Regions from separate parts of the Homo sapiens genome. Here region 1 is linked to region 2. The links are chromatin contacts, found by Hi-C or POLR2A ChIA-PET in ENCODE. All regions are on one chromosome and are shown on one strand. The core of a region is the stretch at or near the end of the contact, and the rest is flanking DNA. Distances in the headings are between cores, read along the strand shown. Region 1 overlaps KANK1 (KN motif and ankyrin repeat domains 1). Region 2 overlaps KANK1 (KN motif and ankyrin repeat domains 1).

Evidence for each region. Hi-C counts contacts between places; a loop is a spot of excess contacts on that map. ChIA-PET counts read pairs that join two places held with the same protein, here RNA polymerase II (POLR2A). Pooled maps may share reads with other maps.
Region 1: a map with no recorded cell type shows a loop between it and region 2 (2.3-fold over the local background). The contact joins two enhancer-like sites. A Hi-C loop is called at or near these places in 2 of 168 maps with a recorded cell type or tissue (CD4-positive, alpha-beta T cell and Caco-2), 2 of 37 single-sample maps with no recorded cell type and 2 of 50 pooled maps. POLR2A ChIA-PET finds 5 or more read pairs at or near these places in 5 of 52 experiments (MCF 10A, OCI-LY7, Panc1 and 2 more).

What each region holds. Positions count from the first base shown.
Region 1 is chr9:567,953-573,505 of GRCh38, forward strand. All of the region lies in intron 1 of KANK1 (KN motif and ankyrin repeat domains 1), which reads left to right. Among named protein-coding and RNA genes, the nearest start is that of KANK1, 66 kb to the left of the region's middle. Within about 2 kb of position 2,444, at least 3 of the 41 ENCODE cell types and tissues checked have a DNase peak (open chromatin) inside an H3K27ac peak, as active enhancers do.
Region 2 is chr9:526,801-533,078 of GRCh38, forward strand. The region is part of intron 1 of KANK1 (KN motif and ankyrin repeat domains 1); the gene reads left to right. Among named protein-coding and RNA genes, the nearest start is that of KANK1, 25 kb to the left of the region's middle. Within about 2 kb of position 4,076, at least 3 of the 41 ENCODE cell types and tissues checked have a DNase peak (open chromatin) inside an H3K27ac peak, as active enhancers do.

The sequences.
Region 1 (5,553 bases), core at 1,194-3,693, 40 kb after region 2:
TCCAAAGAGAGAGTGCCAAAGTTCAACGCTTGGCATTGTTGGTTTTTTTTTTTCTTTGTGCCCATATCAGGTAGCTATGATTATCTTCATTTTACAGAGAAGAAAACAAAGCTCAAGAGTTAATTTGACTAAATTCACAGATGAGTGAAGTATGAGGTAGAGAGTGATCCTGTGTGAGAATAGTTTACATTTATCTTGATGTGGTTATAACCACTACCTTATCTATAATGCATGTTAAAAATCAACTTCTCAAGATTTTTTACACCAAAGGCAAAAATATTCAAATGTTGATATAGTCCCTTCCATTCATTTTTATATTTTTGTTTAAAATCTTCAACATCATACCCAGTTTTCAACCTAACTTTATAAAGTAAGCATTTCCTTAATCTTCATAAACATGTTTAAGATATGTATCATAATTTAACAAATTATTAAGTTTCTGAAATTTTTACAGTAGTGAGGCAGTGGATGTATTTATGTGTAAGTCTGTGGGGTTTTTTTCCTGTCTCTCCCATAGAGGCAGAGACTTGCTCTGTGACCCAGGCTGGAGTGCAGTGGCATGATCGTCACTCTGTTGCCCAGGTTGGAGTGCAGTGGTGCAGTCATGGCATGCTTTAACCTCAAACTCCTGGGCTCAAGCTATCATCCCGCCTCAGCCTGCTGAATAGCTAGGACTACAGGTGTGCATCACCATGCCTGCCTAATTTTCTAAAATTTTTTTGTAGAGACAAAATCTCAATATGTTGCCCAGGCTGATCTCGAACTCCTGGCCTCCCACCTTAACCTCCCAAAGCACTGGGATTACAGGTGTGAGCCACCATGCCTGGCCAAGGTTGATTTTTTAAAAACATTATTTCCTTAGTATGTGTATGATTAGAAGCAAAATTACAGGTCAGAAGTCACATTTTAAAAGATCATGACCACTTAAAAAACCCTTAATATGTTTTGCCAAATTTATATCTTTTAAAAATGGGATCGATTTCCACACTCATCGGGGTATATTTGAGTATGTAGCTCACTGTAGACAGAGCTCCTGGGGAGGGAGGAATGGCTCTGGTGCTCTTCTACCCACCTGTAGAGGTTCAGCTGGGGACCAGCTCCACTGTGGGGCATTGGGAGGCTGTTAGTGCAGAGGTATCTTCTCAGTATCTGCCTGACACACTACTGTATCCAGCTGCCTGACCCAGTCCTGCCCACCTGCCTTCCTTTCTTCCTGCCTCCCCTCTGTTTTATCAACTTTGTCTCAAAAAACATAGCTTCCTATCTCTATATGTTCGTCTCCTATTTATGGTCCCTCAGTATGTTATAGTGCTTGCTAAGGTTTGAATGTCCCATGTGAATCTCATGTTGAAACTTAACCCCCAATGTGGCAATATTGAGAGGTGGGGCCTTTAAGAGGTGGCTCTGCCCTCATGAATGGATTAATCCATTCATGGATTAATGGATTAATGGGTTATCAGGGGAGTAGGGCTGGTGGCTTTTAAGAAGAGGAAGGGACCTGAGCTAGCACACTCGGCCGCCTCACCATGTGATTCCCTGTGCTGCCTCCAGACTCTGTCAAGTCCCCACCAGCAAGAAGGCCCTCACCAGATGCAGCCCTAGACTTTGGACTTCTCAGCCTTTGTACCTGTAAGAAATAAATACCTTTTCTGTATAAATTACCCAGTTTCAGGTATTCTGTTATAAGCAACAGAAAATTGACTGAGACAATACGTATATTCTAATTGTGTTCACTTTTCTTTCATCTAGACTTACCAGAAGTTTACTTCTCTGGTTGGCTTTTCAAGGAAGCTTTTGAATTTCACTTCTATTTTTTCTATTAATGCATTCATTATTAGTGAAGTATTTTGTAATCATTTTTCAAACAGATTGGGTGTTTTTTTTTTCTCATTTCAATATGTAGTTCACTTATGTTAATTATTTAGGGCTTACATTTTTCTCTGTTCTCAACCTTCATCAGATTCCGTAACACTTGATACGTTGTAAGGTTTCTGTTTTCATTCATTATACACCTTCCCCACCCCAGGCCTTTTCATTACTTTCAACACAGTCTCGTATTAGGATTTATGTTTTTTAAAACAATTATTTAGGAGAATAGAATAGTTTTTTTCTCCTTGTATTGGGTTTTTTGTTTGTTTAGATGTCTGTTGTTTCTGTGATGGCTTTGTTTTAATCTGTGCTTGGAGAGTGCTCTCTCATTGCTACTTTGGAGAATGTATTATTCTTTGGCCTAGTATGATTGTGTGTGTACATTTGGGGACAAAATGTTTTTGTGGAGATAATGTAGACTTAAAATTTTAAATCCGTAGCTGTATTTTCGTCACAATGAAAATTTGATGTCCTTAGTAAGCCCCGAATAGAAAGCCTTGACTTGCTTTTTGAGCATAGTTAACAGTGTTGAGATAAGAGAGGTTTGCTGGCAGTTGCACTGATGGCTGCACTGTTGTCCAGTGGGCCCAGCTGGGTGTACAGCTCGCCGTATAAACAGAAATCTAGACACAGGTCCCTAGAAGCCTAATCTGTGACCTAGACCCTGTCTCTGAGGTACTCTTACCAGAAAGTTAATCTGTTAGAGGATCTTTCATCAGCATAAAAGGCAGAAATAATTTTCTAAATGCTGTTGATAAAATGTGAGTGCATGCTGCTTCATTCGATTATGGAAACTGAGCATTGGAGACTTATTCTCCTTTTTAACACCACTTGCCTCCAGTAACTTACACTAATTGTCATCTATACCAAGCCTTTGAAAATTTGTAGTTTTTGTAAGTTTTTAGGAAATATGCATGCTAATTAGATAATGCCTAAATTATGTTGCTTTTCATGTGAATTTAGTAAAGTCATTTAAGACCCGTTGGCTTAGTTTTTCATGAGACTTTCTAAACATGCTTAATCTCTGCATACTATTTTAATAATAATGTAAGTTTTTGACTTTTTGCTATTATAATGGGCAGTGAATATATTTGTGCTGAAATCTGTGTGGAATTTTTTTGAACATCATTTTCTTACTGTATATTATTAGAGGTGAAATGTTTGGGTCAGGAGTTACAAACATATATATTTTTAAAAAACTACTCTAAAGATCCTTGATACATTTTGTCAAATTGATTTCTTGTAAAAATGGGACCAGTTTGCACCTCTGTTGTGGTATGAGAGAGTGCCCATCTCCTTGGGGACCTAGCCCCTTGATGGTTCCAGCACTCCATCGAAAACCAGCTCCACTGTGGGGTGTTTTGTGTGACATGGTGGTGTCATATGTCTTCTCTGCAAGAAAAGGCATTGTTAGCAAGGCAAACAGAAATACTCGATACAGTTATGTATAAACCAGAGGAAGCCTTTGCCAGAGAGATTGTTGACAATTGCTAGAGGGTATGATAATGCAGAAGTTACAGAGTGTTCCTTTGGCAACACGTGTTAATGGATTTGTTCCAGTGTTGGAGCCCTTTTTAATGAAAATTCTCAACACCTACACTGGAAAAATAATAAAATAAAAAGCCTTAGTCAGGAATGTATTGCTTGTTAAGATTTAGCCAAGGAAGTCACATGTTATTTAACAAGGTAGATTACTTTTTTCTTTGTAGTAGGCAAGGAAACAGCTATGCTTCACTTCTAAATAAAAAAAAAAAAAATTTTAAAAACGTTTTTTAAAAAGAAAAACGTGACTAAGATAACTGTCTCATTCCCAGGCACTTTTTAATCTCATATAAATTTACATTTAGAGACTTAACAGTTTGGCTTTTTTGAATGAATGCCAGAAATACAGTTGGACTATAGAGTCTCAGCTGAGAAGCAGACACATGGAGCAAGGTATGTTCTGTCATTTATCAGAAAAGTTAAAGAATTCATTTTGTTTAAAAGGCAGCACATAGATTATTCAGAGAGAGAAAAATATGGGTTTATAGGAAAATTCTTATGTATTTGGTAAGGACTCTGAGTTTGTACTTTAGCTTCATGTCTCATAAATCAAGTCCCAAGTTCACCAGGTGATAGTATTCCCAGGTTACTTGTGGGTGTAGGTGCAGAACAACTCGGAACTTTGTGGTTGGGCATCTTTTTCTGCCGTCCAACTTTGGAGGTTGCTGGGAGGAGATGCTTATTTTCCTTTTTTAGGGCATTTCAGTTTAAAACAAATTAAAAATGGAAAGTCAATGTTTTCCCTCCACTAATACAACTCTTAACTTATGGTTGTAATAAACAGTGATTTTTTTTTTTTTTTTTTTTCTAAGAGACAGGGTCTTGCTCTTTTCCCAGGCTTGAGTGCAGTGGAGAAATTGTAGTTCACTACAGCCTTAAACTCCTGGGCTCAAGGCATCCTCCTGCCTCAGCCTCTTGAACAGCTAGGACTACTTGCTTGTGCTGCCATACCCAGCTATTTCGGATCATGAGGTCAAGAGATCGAGACCATCCTGGCTAACACAGTGAAACCCCGTCTCTACTAAAAAATAGAAAAAAATTAGCTGGGCGTGGTAGTGGGTTCCTGTAGTCCCAGCTACTCGGGAAGCTGAGACAGGAGACTGGCGTGAACCTGGGAGGTGGAGCTTGCAGTGAGCCGAGATCGCTCCACTGCACTCCAGCATGAGTGACAGAGCGAGACTCCATCTCAAAAAAAAAAAATTTTTTTTGTAGAGACAGGGTCTCGATATGTTGCCCAGGCTGGTCTTGAATTCCTGGCCTCAGGCAATCCTCCTGCCATGGCCTCCCAAAGCACTGGGATTACAATATGGACATAAGCCACCATGTCCAGCCCTACTTTTGCTTTTTTGAAGGACATGTGTGTTAAGCAGAAATTTCTAAAGTCAGTGCATTTTTTGCATCAGAACATGTTTTAACTCATGAGTTAAAACATCGCTGTTTCTGGCATAACGGTCTTCCCACATTTCCATCTTTATATTAAAAATTTCTGAAATAAAATTTCTTTTTGGGCTAGAAAAAGGTAAGATTGGATCAAGTGATCCATTTAGGACTTGCCTTTTCATACTTTGCAGTCTCATTACTATTATCACAATGTATGTCCTAATACAATAAAGTTGAGGTTTAACCAAAAGTTCTCTTTTCTTCTGGCATGCTTTGTGAGAAAATATTTGAGCTGGTGTAAATTGTAATTACTGGCAGATATGGAAGAGAGTCTGACTTGGAGTATTCATGATGCTGATATGCTGCTGCAGTCAGTCAAGTGCTGCGTGAGTTGATGTCATTACCAAAGGACAGTCTCTATAATCAGAGAATAAAGTATAATTTGTAAATGTGGAGGAGCTAGAGGAACAACTTGATTTCACTTGTCACTAAACTTATCTAATAAATAAAAATGAGGATTTATTATTATTATTATTATTTTTTTGAGACAGAGTCTCGCTCTGTCACCCAGGCTGGAGTGCAGTGGCGCAATCTTGGCTCACTGCAAGCTCCACCTCCTGGGTTCACGCCATTCTCTTGCCTCAGCTTCCCGAGTAGCTGGGACTACAGGTGCCCGCCACCACGCGTGGCTAATTTTTTTGTATTTTTAGTAGAAATAGGGTTTCACCGTGTTAGCCAGGATGGTCTCGATCTCTTGACCTC
Region 2 (6,278 bases), core at 2,826-5,325:
CATGCTTATCATGTCATTTCTTGATTTTTTTAAATTCAATTTTGGATATTTACTTTCCTCACACTGTGGAAGATGAAGATATAACTCTTATGACTTCCCCCAACACGTCTCTTCTCCTGCTGTAATATTAATATGATTTTTGTTTGATTAATATATAATGTTTATAGTATTATTTAGACTGGAAATAATTCACAGCCAAGACATGTAATTTAAATATTTCCTTCCTCATACAGCTTTTGCCCACCCAGAGTTAATCATTGTTTTGAGTGCTTGTTTTAAGTACCTGTCACTGACTCATTCCCAAACTGAAGCCTAACCTTCCTTTCTGTGTGTTTGCACACCTCAGGGTAGCTGTCCATTCATCCTTTCTTCCTGAAGGCGTCCCTTCTGAAGTTTCCAGGCCGTTCTGTACCTTCTCTCTGTTTCTCTTCCCTGGATACTATGGTATCCTCCTCCTTTGTGGTTTCTTTTGGTCTCTGGTTTTTGTGTGTTTTTTGTTTGTTTGTTTGTTTGTTTTTGAAATGGAGTTTCACTCTTGTCGCCCTGGCTGGAGTGCAGTGGCGCGATCTTGGCTCGCGGCAGCCTACGCCACCCAGTTTGAAGTGATTCTCCTTCCTCAGCCCCTCAAGTAGCTGGGATTACAGGCAGGCGCCAACACACCCAGCTAATTATGTATTTTTGGTAGAGATGGGGTTTCACTATGTTGGCCAGGCTAGTCTTGAACTCCTGACCTCAGGTGATCTGCCCACCTCTGCCTCGCAGAGTGCTGGAATTACAGGTGTAAGCCACTACACTCGGCTGCTCTCTGGTCTTGGTAGAGAGCATTGGCCAACAGCTTCTGCACAAGGTTACAAGGGAGATAGTCTCCTTGAGATTTGGCATATCTAAATTGTCTTTTTTTTTTTTTTCTTTTACCTTCACACTTACTAGTTTGGCCAGGTGTACAGTTCTAGTTTGAAAGTCCTTTTCCCTCAGAACTTTAAAGAGATTGTTCCCTTAAGTTCCAGCTTTTTATTAAAAAAAAAAAAATAGAGTTTCCCCTCACTTCTCTTTAAAAGTTTTTAGGGGCGGGGCGCGATGGCTCATGCCTGTAATCACAGCACTCCTGATCACAAGGTCAGGAGATTGAGACCATCCTGGCCAACATGGTGAAACCCTGTCTGTACTAAAAATACAAAAAATTAGCCAGGCGTGGTGGCGGGCGCCTGTATAGTCCCAGCTACTCGGGAGGCTGAGGCGGGAGAATGGCATGAACCCGGGAGGTGGAGCTTGCAGTGAGCCGAGATCGTGCCACTGCACTCCATCGAGCCTGGGCAACAGAGCGAGACTCCGTCTCGGGAAAAAAAAAAAAAAAACTTTTTAGGATTTTTCTTTTTGTCCAAGTATTCTGATTGGTCTTTTTGCATTCATTTTTCTGGGCACACAATGGCCTTCTCAAACTGGGAACTTAATGTTTTTCAATTATTGGAACATTTAAAAAATTATATTTAGATAACTTTCCCTCTTTTCATTGAATTTGCATTTTCTAATGTTGGTGGTCCTTCTGGGCAATCCTCTGATTATCTTACCTTTTTCTCTCCTATTTTCTATGTCTTGGTCTTTTTATTCCATTTTCTGGTGGATTTCCTCAGCTTTACCTTACAACCATTTTACTGAATTAAAAAATAACTTTTTTTTTTTTTTTTTTTTTTTTTTTTTTGAGACGGAGTCTCACTCTGTCACCCAGGCTGGAGTGCAGTGGCTTGATCTCGGCTCACTGCAGTCTCTGCCTTCTGGGTTGAAGGTTGAAGCAATTCTCCAGTCTCAGCCTCTCAAGTAGCTGCGTTACAGGTGCCCGCCACCATGCCCAGCTAATTTTTGTATTTTTAGTAGAGACCTGGTTTCACCATGTTGGCCAGGCTGGTCTCAAACTCCTGACCTCAGGTGATCCAGCCGCCTCGGCCTCCCAAAGTGCTGGGATTACAGGCATGAGCCACCATGCCATTTTCAAGCTAATATGTCTCAATTTTTTTTTCTTTGAGGCAGGATCTTATTTGTAAGCCAGGCTGGAATGCAGTCTTATGATCACTGCTCACTGCAGCCTTGACCTCCTGGGCTTAAGCAATCATCCCACCTCAGCCTCCCGAGTAGCTGGGACTACAGGTGCATACCACCACGTCCAGCTAATTTATTATTTGTTGTAGAGATAGGGTCTCACTATGTTTCCCAGGCTGGTCTTGAACTCCTGGACTCAAGTGATCCTCCTGCCTTGGCCTCCCAGAGTGCTGGGGTTACAGGTGTGAGCCACTGTGCCTGGCCCATGGCTCAGATTTAAAAGATGTAAAAGGTGTATAGTGAAAAGCCACCCACTTCCTGTACTAGCTACCATATTCTCTCTTTACAGGCAACTGGTATTCCTCCTTCCAGAGATAACTCTGTTAATATATATATATATACACACACACACACACACACATATACACACACACACAGACACACACACACATATATACACTTTTTTTTTTTTTGAGACGGAGTCTTGCTCTGTCGCCAGGCTGGAGTGCAATGGCGCCACCATGCCCAGCTAATTTTTGTATTTTCAGTAGAGATGGGCTTTCACCATGTTGGCCAGGATGGTGTTGATCTCTCGACCTCGTGATCCACTTGCCTTCGCCTTCCAAAGTGCTGGGATTACAGGTGTGAGCCACCGCGCCCGGCCTCATACATATTTTTAAAATGTGTGTATATGATCATATTCTCTCTCCCTGTGAAATCACAGATGATAATAGACTTCATATATTGTTATGCATCTTTTTTTCATAGAACCATGTGTCTTCAGACTGCTCCATGTGGAGGTATGGGTTTCTTTTTAAAATCATTTTAAAGAGCAGCATAGTATGATTTTAAACTCCATATTTTGTTTAATCAGTTTCCTATTGATTTGCTACATCCAACAATGCTGCAAGGGGTAACTTTGTACGTGTATTATGCTCACACGTGATAGTGCCATGTGTGATGAATATGGAATTACCAGGTGAATGCATATGTGCATTTGTACTTCTCACAGATGTTACTCCAGCTGCCTTTCATGGAAGCTGTGCTAACTTATGCTCTCACAGGCAAGGCATGAAAGCACTTGTTTCTTTATATCGTTGCCAGTACAGTATGTTATGACATTTCTTAATCTTTACCAATCTGTTAAGTAAAAAATGGTATCTCATCTGTTTTTAATTTGCATTTCTCTTAGGAGAATGAGCATATTTTCATAAATTTATAAGAGCTGTTTGTATTTGTGTTTCTGCGAACTGTTCATATCCTTTGCCATTGGGCTGTTACCAAGTTGTATGACATTATACCTAAGGGAAATAAGCCCCTCATGTGATAAGAATTGGAGTTGTTTGCAGTTTGTTCATCTTTTGATTCGGGTTATATTACATTTTTCCATGTTGGTGAATTTATTAGCAGCTTATTTTAAAGTCTTTGGATTTAATATCATGAAGAGAAAAAGGCGTTCCCCATCTTAAAATTATTATTTTTAAAATGTCCAGGGTTTCTTTTGGTACTTTTGTAGTTTCAATATTTTTATATTTAAATTATTTATCCATATTGAATTTATTTTAGTACATATGGATCCAAGTTTACTTTTTTTCCCAGATGGCTACTGGTTTTCCCAGTCATTTATTAATAGTCCATTTTCCCTCTGACTAAATCCCCCATGCCTATGTGTCTGTTTCTTGACTTCTGTTTCTTGACTTCTGTTGTGTTGCTCTGCCTAGCTCTGTGATGTTGAGCTATTCATGTTTTAGTTGTGACACTATTCTAATTGTTAAGAATATGTTTGTATTAGGGAGGATTGGGCTTGTATTAAATATTTTATTGTTGATGTTAATTGTCAGTTTTGTAGTGGTATTTAAAAATGAATTATGTGGCTGGGAGCGGTGGCTCATGCCTATAATCCTAGCACTTTGGAAGGCCCAGGAAGGTGGAGTGCTTGAGCCCAGGAGTTCAAGACCAGCCTGGACAATATGATGAAACTCTGTCTCTATGAAAAATACAAAATTAGCCAGACGTGGTGGGGCATGCCTGTAGTTCCAGCTACTTGGCAGGCTGAGGCTGCAGTGAGTCATGATTGTGGCACTGCACTCCATCGTGGGTGACAGAGTGAGACAACATCTCAATAAAATAAAATAATTTTAAAAAATGAATTATGCAAACTTTAAAGGAAACTGATCATATTTTATGTAACTCAAAGAATGTTTAGGGACCTAGGCTGGTAAAGGTCAGAGTTTTCTAACTCAAGGTTTGCTTCCTTTTTTTTTTAAATCCCTCCAATGAGGGGGAAACAGATGCTAAAACAATAGTGAGAAGTACTTAATTGGCTGGGTGTAGTGGTTCATGCCTATAATCCCAGGACTTTGGGAAGCCCATGCAGGAGGATCACTTGAGGCCAGGAGTTTGAGACCAGCCTGGGCAACAAAGCAAGAACCTTCCCTCTATAAAAAATACCCAGATGTGGTGGTGCGTGCCTATAGTCCCAGCTACTGAGGAGACTGAGGTGCGAGGGTTGCTTAAACCCAGGAGGTGGAGGCTGCAGTGAGCTGTAATTGTACCCCTACACTCCATCCTGGGTGACAGAGTGAGACCCTGTCTCAAAAAAGTAAAAATAAAGTAGTACTTAATTTGGGATCAAGATCGGCTTACAAATCAGAACATTCAGGCTTGAGGAAGAGAAAAAGCAATTAAATAGGTCAACAATTGCAAAGCAAAACTCAATTTGAGAGTTGGATAAAGAGATTTGATTGTGGGGACTCTGTCATTTGAGATGCAACTCTTGGTCCAGTCTCAGGTGATGAAAATACAGCATCAGTAGTTAACTGGAGTACAGCAGCATTGGTGCCTTTCTTTCTGTGAAAAAAGTCTTTATTTGCCTAAGATGTAGAAAAGAGACTGTAGTGAACCAGAGACCATTTTATTCTGAACTGTGGCAGAATAAAACGCCTTCTGGCGTCTGTCCTCACTGTTACTCTGAAATAGCCCATATATCGGGAAAAAATGTGGCTGCTTCTGTGTGTGTGTGTTGTGTGTGTGTGGGCCAGATTGTTGTTGTGTTACATTGTGATACCAAGAGAGAAGAGAACTTTTGTCTAGATGCTCACCTGAGACATCCACCTGGCCTCCAAGCAGCATGCACATGAGTGAGGAATTTCAACAACTTGTTTTTTTCCTGTAAGATAATAAGTGTAAAACATTCATTGGACATGAGCACAAACACAGAGGCGTTATAGACTAGACTGTAAAATCGTCTGTGGGCCACTCTGAGCCCCTGTGGTCAGTCCTTTCCTTGGATGACTCTAAAGGGGACTTGGGCCCCACTTAGGCATAACGGTGAACAGAGATTTAAAAGGAGTTTGAGAGCATTCGTGTACAGAGATTTAAAAGGAGTTTGAGAGCATTTGTCTTTTTTTTTTTTTTTTTTTTTGAGACAGAGTTTCACTCTTGTTGCCCAGGCTGGAGTGCAGTGGCACCATCTCGGCTCACCGCAACCTCTGTCTCACTGGTTCAAGCGATTCTCCTGCCTCAAGCACTTTTTTTTTTTTTTTTTTTTTTTTTACCATTTCAATCATTTTGAGTGTATAGTTCATTGATGTTAAGTATGTTTACATTGTTGTGCCACCATCATCACCATCCATCTCCAGAACTCTTTCATCTTCCTAAATAGAAACTCTGCACCCATTCAACCCTTAACTCCCCATTTCCCTCCACTCCCTCCAGCCCCTGGTAACAACCATTCTACGTTCTAACTGTTTTATTTTTAAATTTAGACATATAGTTGATACTCAGAAGCTTAACATTCCTTATATGAAAGTCTTCACCAAGCTACTTGGCGTGAGCATCTTATTTGCCCTTTAAGCCTTACCCTGGGAATAAAATATAGCCTTTATCACTGTTTTTGGAATATCTTGGAAGTGCGTAAAACTGCTTCAGTTTATTATGTAGAAGTGCATTTCCAGATTTCTGGAGTGTGGATCGAAGATTTTCATACCAGCAGTAGGGTCTCAACCTTGTTTTTCTTATCTCTTGGCAAGAAAGCAAAGCTGGCCATTGGGGTATAATAAACCTTGTGTACACAGCTGCAGGAGGGAACAGGGAGGTGGCTGTGCTTGGAGGCCGGGTGTTTTGCCGACGATAATGGGGCATCTCTGGCACCATGTTGCTGGTCGGAACAGTTTTGGAGTTGGATTTTGTCCTGCAGTGATGTCTTTGAAGAGGAAAGCACTTTTGAATATTTGCATTGCTTT